Regions from separate parts of the Mus musculus genome. Here regions 2, 3, 4 and 5 are each linked to region 1. A link is a contact called in ENCODE POLR2A ChIA-PET data. All regions are on one chromosome and are shown on one strand. The core of a region is the stretch at or near the end of the contact, and the rest is flanking DNA. Distances in the headings are between cores, read along the strand shown. Region 1 holds the start of Raver1 (ribonucleoprotein, PTB-binding 1). Region 2 holds the start of Angptl6 (angiopoietin-like 6). Region 3 holds the start of Eif3g (eukaryotic translation initiation factor 3, subunit G). Region 4 holds the start of Dnmt1 (DNA methyltransferase (cytosine-5) 1). Region 5 has its middle 19 kb from the start of Keap1.

Region 1 (2,622 bases), core at 53-2,552:
GACCAGGGACCCCACTCACTTATCTGACCCTACACTGTGTGGGTGCAGGGGCCACCCAAACTCCCTCATGTTGACAGGGCTGCTGTTTTGAATGCTGGCTTCCAGGGCAAGTTGCCTGGCTTCCTTGCACCAAATGACCTGTGTATGAGCCCAAGGAGATAGGGCTGGCAGTTCCAGATATGCAGGACACCATGCACACAAGTGTCTATTCCTTGTCTGGTCCTTTATTGTGTTCCCCAACACCTCTGCAGCTTCACTAGCCATGTGCCTATAGAGCAGGGGGTACTAGGGTGAGCCAGTGAGCAGACAATTTAGCAGCAATCAGAAAGGGCCTATCCCACCACCACCGGGCAGGGCAACAGAGATACCACTTTCTTGGGTCCAAAGAGCATTGCACACCCTGCTCTACATGGGTTCCCAATAGAAGGGCAGTCCCGGCAGACAAGATTAGCCACAGGGAAGTGCCACAGAATACAACCCCCGCCCCCCACCGCGGCATGTTCATGTCGAAAGGAGACTTCATTTTCCCAAATCAATTCTAGTAGGCATTGAGGGATGCAGCTCCAACTTCCGGGTCTACCTCTAAAAGGTGTCGATTATGCTTGATAAGAAAAGCCATGCTCTTAATTCTGAAACTTCCAGATTTGAGCTCCTGTCACCCGAAGGCAGAGGAGGGAAACAACCCTCTGAATATGCATGGGTCAGTTGGAATCTATTTCAATCAATCTATTCACAGTCTCCCGTACATATTTCAGCAGGGCCACAGCTGCCTGCCCCTTCCAACTACCTGCAACCTTCAACCACTTGGCCTCTCCCAAGTCCGATGGTCGCCCCTAGCAACGTCGACCAGCACTTTAAAGTGTTTTCTTTTTTTTCTTTTTCCTAACCATGCCCTTTCCACTTCGTTCTTAATGTTTCACGACCCTGGGAGAGGATATGACACTGGGGAGAGCCCCCACTCACAGCAGCGTTGGTACCGCCCGGTTTCCACCCCCCCGCCCGCGTGCGCGCGCACGCGCACCGTGGTGTTTCCCGCCACGCTCTCACCCCCACCCCCCATACCTGGTTGGTCACGTCCCCCGGGAGGCCTCGGATCAGTATCTTGCGGCGGTTACGGAACTGGCGCTCAGTGTGTTCCAGGCGTTTCCGGATCTCTTCCGGATCGAGCGGCGGCAACTCTTGTTCGGGCGCCCGGCGATCGACGGTCTCGGGAGTTTCCGCTTCGGCCTCCGCCTCTGGGCTCAGCGGCGGCCGGTGAGTAACGGACACGTCGGCCGCCATCTTGGGAAACCCGGCGCCTTCTGGGACCAGCGAGCTCAGGGCGGAGCGACATAGAGCGGCAAGGAGGTCGCGTGTAGTGATTGGTTGGTGGAAGCCCCGCCTCTCTCCCGGCCCCTTTCAGCGTATTGGCTAGAACCAGCCCCGCGAGCGTTGCCCCCTTCCCCTGACTCTGGGCCATTGAATAAAAGGGCGGAGCTGCAACATGGAGCCGCCTTACAAGGCAGGATTGAGAATAGGCAGGCGTGAATCCCTAACACCGCCTTAAGAGTTGGTCAGGTGCACACACCTGTAATCTAAGCCCTTTAGAGGGGAAGGCAGATCTTATGATGTCATCCACAGTTACAACGGAAATCAAATTCATGAGGATCCTGTCTCAAAAGAGAAAATGAAACGACAGACAAAAATTAGGTGTACTGATGTACGCATGCAATTCCAGCACTTTAGAAATGGAAGCTGCCAGGCAGTGATGGCGCACGCCTTAAATCCCAGCACTTGGGAGGCAGAAGTAGGTGGATTTCTGAGTTCGAGGCCAGCCTGGTCTACAGAGTGAGTTCCAGGACAGCCAGGGCTACACAGAGACATCCTGTCTCGAAAAACCAAAATGGAAGCTGCAGGACTTGAAGTTCAAAGTCATTCCCTACTATACAACTCAAGTTTGAGATAAACCTGATTCAAAAAAGAAAAACAAACAACCAAATAACAACGACAAATGCTGGCATTATTTTCAGCACTCTGAAGGCCTAAGCAGCCTGGTCTACATAGTAAGTCAGGGTTTCAAAAAACAAAGAAAAAAAGGACTAACTGCTAAGCATGGCAACCCCTGAGTTTCATTTCCAGCAGACTTGGTAGGGGTAGTAGAGATAGACAGCACAGGAAGCAAAAAGTTAAACAGGAGCTGGGGAAGGAACTGGCAAAAGACACAAGGAAGAAAAGATCAGCAGTTTATAATGACAGACATGGATCTCTCTAGCACCAGAAAACTACTTTCAGGAGTCTATGGGCAAGTGCTAATGTGTGTGTGTGTTTGTCTTTCATGACAGGGTTTCTCTGTGGCTGTCCTGGAATAACTTACTCTGTAGACTAGGCTGGCCTTGAACTCACAGAGATCCACCTGCCTCTGCCTCCAGAGAGCTGGGATTAAAGGTGTGCACTATCATGCTGAAAGTTTTATTTTAAAGATTTATTTTTATATTTTTTAATGTGAGTACATTTAATGTGTGTCACTCTCTTCAGACACACCAGAAGACGGCATCGGATCTCATTACAGATGGTTGGGAGCCACCATGTGGTTGCTGGGAATTGAACTCAGGACCTCTGGAAGAGCAGTCAGTGCTCTTAACC
Region 2 (2,622 bases), core at 83-2,582, 210 kb before region 1:
TTTGCAGCGCGCGCAGCAGCTCCTCGTGGCGACCCAGGCGCATGCGCAGCGTGGCCAGTTCGCTGTCTTGGGTGGCTTCTGAGCTCCTGCAGACGGCGCTAGTTGCCTTCTGCGGGGACAAAACTAGGGTGACGCGGCAACGCGCGGCACCTCCGAGCGCCCTCCAAGCGCCCAGCAGAAGCAGCAGTTGCAGCTTGCGTAGCCTGGCGGTCCCCATGGCCGTCACCTGCAGTGAAGAGGAAAGAGACTACTGTTTTAGCCTAGACGGGTCCCAAAGCTCCAAGGTAGCCAAGGAGAGCTAAAGTATTGATCCCTGGGCGTCACTTCCTACGGTTGTACTCCACAACAGAGCTGGGCTGCAGCTCGCAGCGCAGATTGTCCGTTTACCACAGTTCATACAACAACCAGAATCATTTTACACCCCAAATCCCTCTCCATCCTCGGTTCCGGACACTTGGACCTGGTCACCTCTCCCCTCAGAACCTTCGGTGGCCCCCACTTAAAGAGAAAACTTCCATTTTGCGTGGGGGGCGGGGCGTGCAGGGGATGGAACATCCATCACTCATGCTGGGCCCCTCTTTTCTAATTTGAGACATGGTGTCACTAGTAGCCCAGTCTGTTACCGAACTAGGTTAGGATGCTACTGCCTGGGCCTCTTCATCCCTAGATGGCTTGTGTGTGCCACCATACCAGGTTAATATTCGTGACTCCCCACTCCTGCCCTGCAGAATTCACACCCAGGGCCCTATGCCACCACTCCCAGGCACTCGGGCACACACTTGGACCTGCTCAGAAGAAACCACAAGTGCAAAGGTCCTGGAATTGGATCTCATTTCAGATGTGCTGAAAAGAAGACATAGCAAAGAGGCCTGTGGGGTGGCATAGAAGGGAAGTGAGAGAGCCGTGGAAACTTCTGAGCTAGAGGCAAGGTACATCAACTACAGTGGCTGCTCATCAGGCGTCAGCTCCCAAGCACTGGGCAGTCTTGGGCACATGTGGCCGCCTTCGTTGGCAAGCTTGGAGTAAATGAGAGACCTGGGAGCCTCCCTGTGCCCCCCCACACACAACGTATACACACACACACACACATACACATACATACATACGCACATACATATACATGCACATACATAGACAACATACATACACACCCGTACACACACAATCAAGACCAGATGCACTCTACAAACAGCATCTACCTACATCCACTCCTACCCACTCTCACCTCTCACAGCCCAGACGCTGGCTCCAGTGAGGTTTGCGGCAATTCCACAAAATCTGAGGAAGGCCTGAAGGACCAGGACGAAGGACCGGGAGTCCTTCTGGGTGAGTATCTGGGTGCAGGAGACTGAAAAGACAGAAGCCGAGAGAAGACTTGGAAACCACCCATCCCCCAGAGCATGGATGGAGCCTGGGAGCACAGCAAGTGTAAATATTTAGTATTTCCAGTGTGAGAACCCTGGGCAGAATAGCCAGATCCCCTTGCCCAGGCCTCCGGAGCATGATAACAGAGGCCACTGCCCTACGAGTCTCTTCCTTTCTCTCAGGCTCACAGAGCATGGGAGGCCCTAGGCCCTGGTAGACTTGTGGGCTCCAGACTCAGACAACCATGACAATGATGATGTATCAGTGAGTACCCTGATGCCTGGCGCTGGGGACACCCTTAAAGGGGTAAAACTTTCTCATTTAACCCCAGCAGCCAGTAGAGGTGTGAGCCCCTGCCTAGAATCCCCCAGTGAGGGGCTGGGGGTGTAGCTCAGTAGTAGGACACTTACAAAGTCCTTGGTACCCAATATTGCCAGAAGAAACAAAACCTTAGGATGTGGTAGCACAGACTTAATCACAGTACCTGGGAGGCAGCAGCAGTTGGAGCTCTGTGAGTTCCAAGCCAGCCAGTGAGCCCCTGTCTTAAAAGGGAGTGGGAGTGGGTGTTAGATCGGAACTGATGAAGGCAACATGGAAATAAAAGCCAGCATCAGCTCAACAGAGCAGGCAGTCCTTTACTAGAGAAATGGAGATTGTACGAGGGGCAGGGGGCTTGGAATGTTAGAGGACACAAAAGGGAACATTGCGGAGGAAGATTTTATCTGAGGGTTGTTTTATGTTGACTTATTAGTCGTTAGTCTTCTCCTGGCTCCTGCCTGCAGATGCTCTCATTACTATGTTGGCTTTCTTGTCAGACAAGATGTTTCTGTCCATATGCTACCCAGCAAGTTTTGGAGCTGTCCGAGGCTCTTTGCTTTAGATCCTTGTCTTAGTCATGGTTCTTCTGCTGTGAAGAGACACCATGACCAACTTATACAAGAAAGCATTTAATTGGGGGCCTGGTTACAGTTTCAGAGGGTGAGTCTATAACCATTATGACAGGGAGCATGGCAGCAGACAGACAGATAGACAAACATGATCCTGGAGCAGTAGCTGAGAGCTTGCATGCTACACATAAGCAGGAAGCAGAGGAGTGACCTTTTTGTTTGGCTTCAGACCCTGGGACAGGGGACAGTGTGTGTGTGTGCACACACACACGCGAGCATGCACATGTTTTGCATACCAAAGCAGACCTGGCTTCTTTTTTTTTCTTTCTTTCTTTTTTGTTTCTTTGGTTTTTCAAGACAGGGTTTCTCT
Region 3 (2,622 bases), core at 89-2,588, 190 kb before region 1:
ACCCAAGAGGGCTGGGTATGTCTCAGTACAGTGTCTGTCACACAAGTGTCCGTCAGACTCTGACCCCGAGCACCCACAGTCAAACACTGTGCACAGAGGCAAACTTGCATTCCCGGTGCAGGCCAGACAGGAAGTGGGGACAGCAGGGTCCCTGGGGCTGTTAGTGCCCAGCAAGCCTAGTCTAGTTCCTAATACCGAGAGACCAGCTCAAACCAAAAGTATGCTGTGCCATGTGCTGGGGGGGATGATGCTGCGCACATCCGCACACAAAAGGAGAACAATAAAAAAACAAAAGTAAATGAATAAATAAAGCATCTAACTTCATCTACTCCTGGGCCCTAACCTTTCAAGGCCTAACACTAAACGTTTACTCCACATCAACAAAAAGGGGCTTCCCAACTCCTCAGGATCAGCCCCAGAGAACACCCTACCCCCCAAATGAGGTAGAATCTCACCTTCCTCCTTGCCACAGCCTTTGATGCCTTCCGGGTCTCAATCCTGAAGGTTCTGACAATCTGAAGATGAATAAGAGAGGAGTGCTTCCAGAGCCTCAGGCCCTGTCTCAGCCACTGACACCCCTCCACCTGAACCCCTGAACACAAAGGCACTGGCCCTATGTGTCCACTTCGACCTCACCTTGAATTTCTTCCCATCTTCCTCTATCTTGTACTCAGTCACTGTCTTTATGTTCCCATTGATGACTTCCTTGGGAGGTGGCAGCGGGTCTGGAGGAAGATGACAGAAACTGATTCCCGGGTAATGGGGACTGGCTGGAAAGTAGGCTTGAGAGTCGGAAGGGAAGAGGAAGCAGGCAGGGATGGACACTGCTCACCTCCGGGCAGTAACTCGGGCTCTGGACTGGTGTCCCCGGTGGGCAGAGGGATTCCTTTCAGGAGCTCGCTGGTGACACATTTGTCTGCCAGAGGGAATTCGGGGAGGAAGGTAGAGTGAGCCACGGGACGGGAACTTTCAAGTCAGAGAGAGAGTGTGTGTGTGTGTGTGTTGTGTGTTTGCGGGTTGCACCGGGGGCACAGCGCAGGGCGAGGGTGGGGCTGGCCACGCGCGGCCCTAGCCGGAGCGTGGGCCCCGGGAACAGGCAGCGGGCGCGGCCACGCTCGGCACTCACCGTCCTCTCCCTCCTCCTCCACCTGGTCGGCCCAGCTGGGCTTCGAGCTGCGGGGACAGGAGATTGGTGAGCGGGTCCCGGCCCCCCGCGCCGCCCAGACCCCCACGCACCCCAGAGCAGCCCCCACGCGGCCTCCCCGGCGACCCCATCGCCACCCCACGCATACTCAAAGTCGCCAGTCGGCATCTCGAAGTCTTAACTCCACGCAGCTCCCAGCCCGGGTAAAGACAGGAAGCCGGAGTAGAAGAGGCTTCCGGTGCCGCGGCCGCAGCCTAGAGCGGCCAGACCGCGGTGAGCACAGCGCCTCCCTGCGGACAAAGGTGGACACGCGGCTCTCGCGCACCGCAAAGCGCTGAGATCCAACCTGGAAAAGGGGTCCAAAAAAAAGCTTCAAAGAACTTTTTAAACTTTTTTTTTCCCCCTTTGGGTAATGGGGCTAGACGTGAGTGTCTCACTCTATAGATAGGATAGCCTCACAATCCTGTCTCAACTCCAAAAGGCTGAAAGTACAGGCTCACGAGCAGTATTCCCAGGGTGGCCTTGAATTCATAGCTGTCTTTCCACCTTACTCTCGTCCGTGCTGGGAATATGAACATGAAATCGCCACACCCGGAACTGATTCGTTCTCTCCCTCTTCCCGGAGAATTAGTTTTCAGCCATCAGTAATCGCAGTGCTGGAGGTGGAAGCTGGAAAATTATGAGTTAAAGGCCATTTTCAGCTACCTCGTGGATTCCAGACTAGCCTGCGCTCCATGCGACTCTGTCTCCAAAACTAAAGGTGTCTTGCTTTGTTCCCCAGGCTTGCCCCTGAACTCCTAAACGCAAGGAATTCACAAATAGCTGGGGCTATAATTGTGTGCCAACAAGCTTGGCTGAAAAGCACGTGTATCAAGAATGCCCTCGCCCCACATCGTTTAGAGGATACCAGGATTCTGGTTTGTTGAAGAAGAAACAGACTCAGACCAAACCCTTTTGTCCTGTGCTAAGACGTCCTTTCTTTGAATAAGAGGCCACCTGGTCTCCTGTGCCTCCTTTGCTGTGTAGCATGCTAGGGTTTATCCTACAACCTTGTTGTGCGTTTGTATTATTTGAAGACAGCATGCTTGTGCATACATAGCACACATGGAGGTCAGGGGACACTTTGCAGACAGTCTCTCCTTCCACTATGTGGGTCTTGGGATTGATCTCAGGCCTTCAGGCTTGGCAGCCAGCCTCCTGCTGTGGTCCAGGAGTCCCCTCACAGACCACACGAGCCCCAGTCTCAGTCAGAGAGAGGCACTTTATTGAGCATACATGTCAGGACTGGTTAACCAGGGCCACAGTCCAGATTCAGGACCTGAACTGTGACCCTGACTTAAGATCCTGCAGGGTTTTTAAGCCTCAAATCCACAAACATCTGGGCCAAGTCACATCACCAATCAGGATTCAGAAATGGGGGGTTTACCTGGGAACATGGTTTTGCCTTACACGTATCCTGCTCCCATTGGTTGGGTATT
Region 4 (2,622 bases), core at 39-2,538, 140 kb before region 1:
CGGGATCCAGTGTTCCCGCCAATCCTTGCACACAGCCGTCCTCATGGAGGCGTGGAAGGTACTAGTGGAGGGCCCATTACCCAGGTCTTCCTTGATTGCTTGGGGAGGGGGGGGGGAGAGGGGGGATTCATATGCACTGAAATGGGGGACTTTACCTGCCATCCCTCACTCCTCGAAATAAACACTGGACAATGTAAAAAGCTTCCTCGATGGCGCCAGGACCGAAAGAACTGGTTTACAGGGGCTAAAATAATAGGGCGGGGGCCGAGACATCTCACTACCATTCATCTTTCCTTCCCCCTGATAAACACTTTGAATGGAGTTAAAGGTTTCCTCGATTGCTCTGGGATCTCGGGACAGAGTTATGTCACTGCCAAAGTGGAGGGCCCATTCTGCAGCACCAGCTCTTTCCAGGCAGAGTCTCTTTGATAGCTCCAGGATCGCAGGAGCTCCTTTACGTTAGGATGAAAACAAAACAAAATCCCACGAGGGCTTCAAGCTGCCCAGGCCCGGCCCGGCAGGATGAGAGAGAAAAGGTCCTAGGACTTGACAGCGGGGCTGGGAAGGAGGGCCCTTCTGAACCAGGGCCAGGGGAACCGGCGGAGGGACCCTCGGGTGGGCGCGGCGGGATCTGCAGGGCACCGGAAGTGGAGGCTGGAGCGGAGTGGGGGCTTCAGGGTGTCCACAGGCCGGGAGAGGGGCACTTCCTGCACACCCAGGAGCCTGGCTGACCAAAGAGGGGAACCCCTGAGGGTGTCCCCAAGCTTGTTCTATTTCAGAGGGCTGATCCCCTTGCTCCCTCAAGCTCCCAGTCAATGGGCTTGCCAGCACCCCGGCCCCCACCCATTTTGGCGCCAACAGCTAAGGGCACGCGCGACAGGAAGCACAGCCCGCGCCAAACGCTGCCCCGCGCATGCGCGCCCTGGCTGTCAGCGGCCGCAGGGCCACCCGGAGATACCCCCAATATATGCCTCGGCATCGGTCCCGCCCCTCACCCCCACCCTGCGTGGCACCTACCGCCTGCGGACATGGTCCGGGAGCGAGCCTGCCGGGGAGGCAAGCGCAGGCACTCGGGCTGGAGCTGTTCGCGCTGGCATCTTGCAGGTTGCAGACGACAGAACAGCTCTGAACGAGACCCCGGCTTTTTCGCGCGCGCGGAAACCAATTGGGAGGGGGCGGCGCAAGCGGAAGCAGCATGTACCACACAGGGCAAGAGAGTGGGGGAAGACCATGCTATGCCCGAAGGGAGTGCGCATGCGCGCAACGGAGGCACCCACACCTCCTGGCTATAGTGGGCTCGTCCGTGCTGCGACTGGCGCCACCCACCTCCCCCTTGCCTGAAGAGGTGGCTCGGCACTTGAGAGCAGGTAGTGCTGCTCTTGCAGAGGATGACTCTGGTTTGCTTGCCAGCACCCGCATCCAGCCGCTCCAAGCCCCTGTAATTCCACTTCCAGGGGGTCCTACAGCCTCTTCTGGCCTCTATGGGCATTGCACTCACATGCACAAACACAACTTTAAAAAAAAAAAAATCTTTTGAGTCTGGCAGAGGCTGTGGCATGCATGCATTTGATTCCAGCACTCAGAATGCAAAAGCCAGAGGATCTCTGTGTATTGAGCCTGGTCTAAAAACAAAATCTTCTTGAAAAAGGAAAAAGGTAGGCGGTGGTGGCGCATGCCTGCAGTCCCTTACACTAAGGAGGCAGAGGCAGGCAGATCTCAGTTTGAGGTCAGCCAAGTCTATACAGTGGAGTTCTAGGACAGCCAGAGCCACACAGAGAAAGCCAGTCTCAAAACAAAACAAACAAAAGTGGGCTTGTCTGCGCAGTGGCTAGCTTCCTCCCTGGAGAGCACCCACCCACATCCAGCCACTCGAAGCCCTGTAACTCCACTTCCAGGGGAAGGCCGCTGTGGACACTGCTCTTAAATGCACCAACAATTTTTTAACCCAAGATAGGCTTGACTTTACTATCTATACAATAGATAATATGGTTGATCTTAAAGTTCAGACCTCCTGCCTCTCTCTGGTCTTGAGTGATGGATTTATGGGTATGCCCCACTGTAACTACCATCTTCACTGGAAGATGAAATGTGTGGTTCTGTAGTGTCTAACTATATGTCCATGATCCATATTTCTGGAACTTACATCTTCAGAAGGAGAAACTATAGGCATAACTCTATCCCCCTCCCCTTCTGCTCATCTTTTGTTACCATTTTGGTAAGAAATACATGAACCCTTAAACAAAAGGCCTCCCGTCTAACCCCATCTTCACCCCCTTGTCCTCTAAAACGACCATGAGCACACCATCTGGACTCTTCCTCAGTGGCTTCATCTATCAGAGCTGAAATCACCTCCTTAAAAAGATAATTCAGAAGTGAACTGGACCAATATACCAATGAAGTAGTATAGTGGTAAGGCCAGGAACCACTTCTGCCATCTGGGTTTAATAAAAAAAAAAAAAGCAGATCGCAGAGAAATGATATTTTCTATTTACCTTCCACATGGTATGGAAGGATTTAGAATATACAGTTCAACAGCAGAATATTAACCTCACAGCAGAAGCCTTGGGAGTCATCCCTAGCACCAGATGAATAAAAGAATGACCGAGGACCAGAAAGACAGCT
Region 5 (2,622 bases), core at 67-2,566, 130 kb after region 1:
GGGATTAAAGACGTGCACCACCACACCAAAAATAAATCCTAATGTTCTTCCTACAAAGAATGAATATTTGAGGTGACAAATATAATTATTTATTTATTTATTTATTTTTAAATAAAGATTTATTTATAGGGCTGGAGAGATGGCTCAGTGGTTAAGAGCACTGACTGCTCTTCCAGAGGTCCTGAGTTCAATTCCCAGCAACCACATGGTGGCTCACAACCATCTGTCATGGGATCTGATGCCTTCTTCTGGTGTGTCTGAAGACAGAGACAGTGTACTCATATACATTAAACCTTATAAAATGCCTACTGAGATTTTAATTTGGGGTTGATTTTATTTTTAAAACATTTATGCCGGGCGTGGTGGTGCATGCCTTTAATCCCAGCACTTGGGAGGCAGAGGCAGGTGGATTTCTGAGTTCGAGGCCAGCCTGGTCTACAGAGTGAGTTCCAGGACAGCCAGGGCTATACAGAGAAACCCTGTCTCGAAAAAAACAACAATAAAAAATTTTTATTTCTATTTTTATGTGTGTGTGTGTGTGTGTGTGTGTGTGTGTGTGTGTGTGTGTGTGTAATGGGTATCTGTAAGTGCAGTGCCCAAGAAGGCCAGAAGGGGCGCTCAGATTCTCTGGAACTAGAGTTGCAGATGATTTAAAGTCACCACGTGGTTGCTGAATCCTCTGGAAGAGCAGCCAGGGCTCAGAACAGCATCACCATCTCTCTGACAGACTAACAAGAGAGACAGACAGATACCCAGTAAGTCAGATGGAGTTTCCTGTGGGGGTTGATTAAGCAAGATCTCTCCCAGGTGTGGCAGCACACACCTTTAGTCCCAACACTAGGAAGACAGAGGCAGGTAGATTGTAAGTTCAAAGCCAGCCTTATCTATGTAGAAAGACCCTGTATCAAAAAGGCTTAAATAATAGAGTCACACGTAGCTCCGGCCATTCGGGAGCTTATATGTACGACGATACCCTTGAACTCATCATGAGTCTCCTGTTAAACTTCCTAAAGGCTTATTCCACCACACAGGCTTATCCAAAGCTTAAATCTAAACTAGTTAATGTATCTACTCAGTTTCCCTTGCTGACAAATACAATAGCACTATTCCTGTGCAGACTACACGCTGGACATAGTGTGTTTTACTACATTACTACCAACAATCTGTATTACCAGTCAAATAGGTATTTGTCCCAAGTCAGGTAAGGAGCCAGAACTGGGAGCACAAGCCCTCTCGCGCCCCCTTCTGGGCTCCTGCGGAACTACATGTACATCAGGAAGCGGCGCAGGTGCAGACCATCCGAGAGGCGGAGCTAGGGCGGGAGGCTATTCCAAGCTATTATTGGCTAAGGTCGCTGTCAGTTCTGAAGAAAATAGCCAATGAGGGTTGCGGCCGCTCGACTTCTGATCTGCAGGCTGGGTTCTACTGCCTGTAGTCCTCCTAATGACCTTGCTTTCAATTTGATTTGAACAGGATCCTAAGGTCCTTTTTCTTAGAGTATCCTGGCCCTCGCGTCAATCCTACCTTAGGGTAGTACCTAGTTTATCCTTTTATTTTTGAGACAGAGTTTCATGTAGCACAGGCTGGCCATGAACTCTTATGTCACTGAGCTTGGCCTTTCACTCCTAATTGGCTCCTCCCGCTTCCACCTCCTAACTGTCGGGATGACAGACACACACCACCACCCAACCCTGTGATATTTATCCTGAATGATCTCAGGTCGCTTTCCACTTCCTTAAAGGAAGCCTAATCAGTCACGGCCGCTGGACCCTAACTGTAGAACAACAACTGTTGTTTCTGCTCAAAGCCCTGGGCTCTGTCCGGAGCACTGCGATCTGCCCCACCCCAGCACTCTGGAGGGAAGGCAGATAACTAGGGTTTCAAGCTCACCCTCTTCTTGCAGAATAGTGATTTAGAGGCCAGGAGCTCACAGGAAGGAGGGCAAATTAGCTGATAAGGGAACTTAGCATGTCCCATGTGACATACCTCATGTGACACTGCTTACAGAATTGGGCTGATATTTCTTCTAAAATAGCCACAGAGAGAATCCAATGCACTCAGCATGCATATATATTTTTAAGTTTTTTTTTTAGGTTTGTTTTATCTATTTTTTGTGTGTGCATGAGTGTTTTGCCTGCTTCTACATCTGTGCACCACATATGTGTCTGGTGTTTAAGGAAGTGGTGAACCTCCGTATGAGCTACACATTGAACCTGGGTACTTTAGCAAGCAGAACAAGTGCTCTTAACCAGTTGAGCCAAGTCTCCAGCCCCAAGTTTTTACATTTTTATTTTACTCCTGTGGTATTTTGGCTGCATGTATATACGTGTACCACAAGACGCAGTACCAGAAGAGATCAGAAGAGGGAGATAGATGCTTAGAACTAGAGTTACAAACATCTGTGAGCCGCCCTGTGGATGCCGGCAATCAACCCCCAGTCTGTGAGAACAGCCTAAAGCTCTTAACAGTTGCACAGCCCTTGCAACCCCAGGGTATTTGGGGAGACGCCCCAGCTGTAGACAGGGACTGCCCAGATGTAAGGATGAAATTCCAGCACACGGAATAGCTGATGGCTGGTCTCCAAGGGGCCACACTCTAGCAATAATTTTCTAGAAAATCTAG

The links. ChIA-PET counts read pairs that join two places held with the same protein, here RNA polymerase II (POLR2A).
Region 2: POLR2A ChIA-PET joins it to region 1 with 36 read pairs in embryonic stem cell. The contact joins the promoter of Angptl6 here to the promoter of Raver1 in region 1. POLR2A ChIA-PET finds 5 or more read pairs at or near these places in 4 of 5 experiments (Patski and embryonic stem cell).
Region 3: POLR2A ChIA-PET joins it to region 1 with 20 read pairs in embryonic stem cell. The contact joins the promoter of Eif3g here to the promoter of Raver1 in region 1. POLR2A ChIA-PET finds 5 or more read pairs at or near these places in 4 of 5 experiments (Patski and embryonic stem cell).
Region 4: POLR2A ChIA-PET joins it to region 1 with 28 read pairs in embryonic stem cell. The contact joins the promoter of Dnmt1 here to the promoter of Raver1 in region 1. POLR2A ChIA-PET finds 5 or more read pairs at or near these places in 4 of 5 experiments (Patski and embryonic stem cell).
Region 5: POLR2A ChIA-PET joins it to region 1 with 15 read pairs in embryonic stem cell. The contact joins the enhancer-like site here to the promoter of Raver1 in region 1. POLR2A ChIA-PET finds 5 or more read pairs at or near these places in 3 of 5 experiments (Patski and embryonic stem cell).

Annotation. Positions count from the first base shown.
Region 1 is chr9:21,090,697-21,093,318 of GRCm38, forward strand. Raver1 (ribonucleoprotein, PTB-binding 1) reads right to left here and starts at 1,303. Exons shown (of 13, transcript NM_027911.4): 1 at 1,063-1,303. The coding sequence starts at 1,281. It overlaps Gm38431 (predicted gene, 38431), which reads right to left and starts at 1,312. Exons shown (of 17, transcript NR_038081.2): 1 at 1,063-1,312.
Region 2 is chr9:20,878,378-20,880,999 of GRCm38, forward strand. Angptl6 (angiopoietin-like 6) reads right to left here and starts at 1,333. Exons shown (of 6, transcript NM_145154.2): 1 at 1,226-1,333; 2 at 1-226. The coding sequence starts at 217.
Region 3 is chr9:20,897,252-20,899,873 of GRCm38, forward strand. Eif3g (eukaryotic translation initiation factor 3, subunit G) reads right to left here and starts at 1,339. Exons shown (of 11, transcript NM_016876.3): 1 at 1,293-1,339; 2 at 1,127-1,173; 3 at 833-916; 4 at 637-725; 5 at 456-515. The coding sequence starts at 1,312.
Region 4 is chr9:20,951,691-20,954,312 of GRCm38, forward strand. Dnmt1 (DNA methyltransferase (cytosine-5) 1) reads right to left here and starts at 1,289. Exons shown (of 39, transcript NM_001199431.1): 1 at 1,018-1,289. The coding sequence starts at 1,097.
Region 5 is chr9:21,219,360-21,221,981 of GRCm38, forward strand. No RefSeq gene overlaps it. Among named protein-coding and RNA genes, the nearest start is that of Keap1, 19 kb to the right of the region's middle. Within about 2 kb of position 1,317, at least 1 of the 3 ENCODE cell types and tissues checked has a DNase peak (open chromatin) inside an H3K27ac peak, as active enhancers do.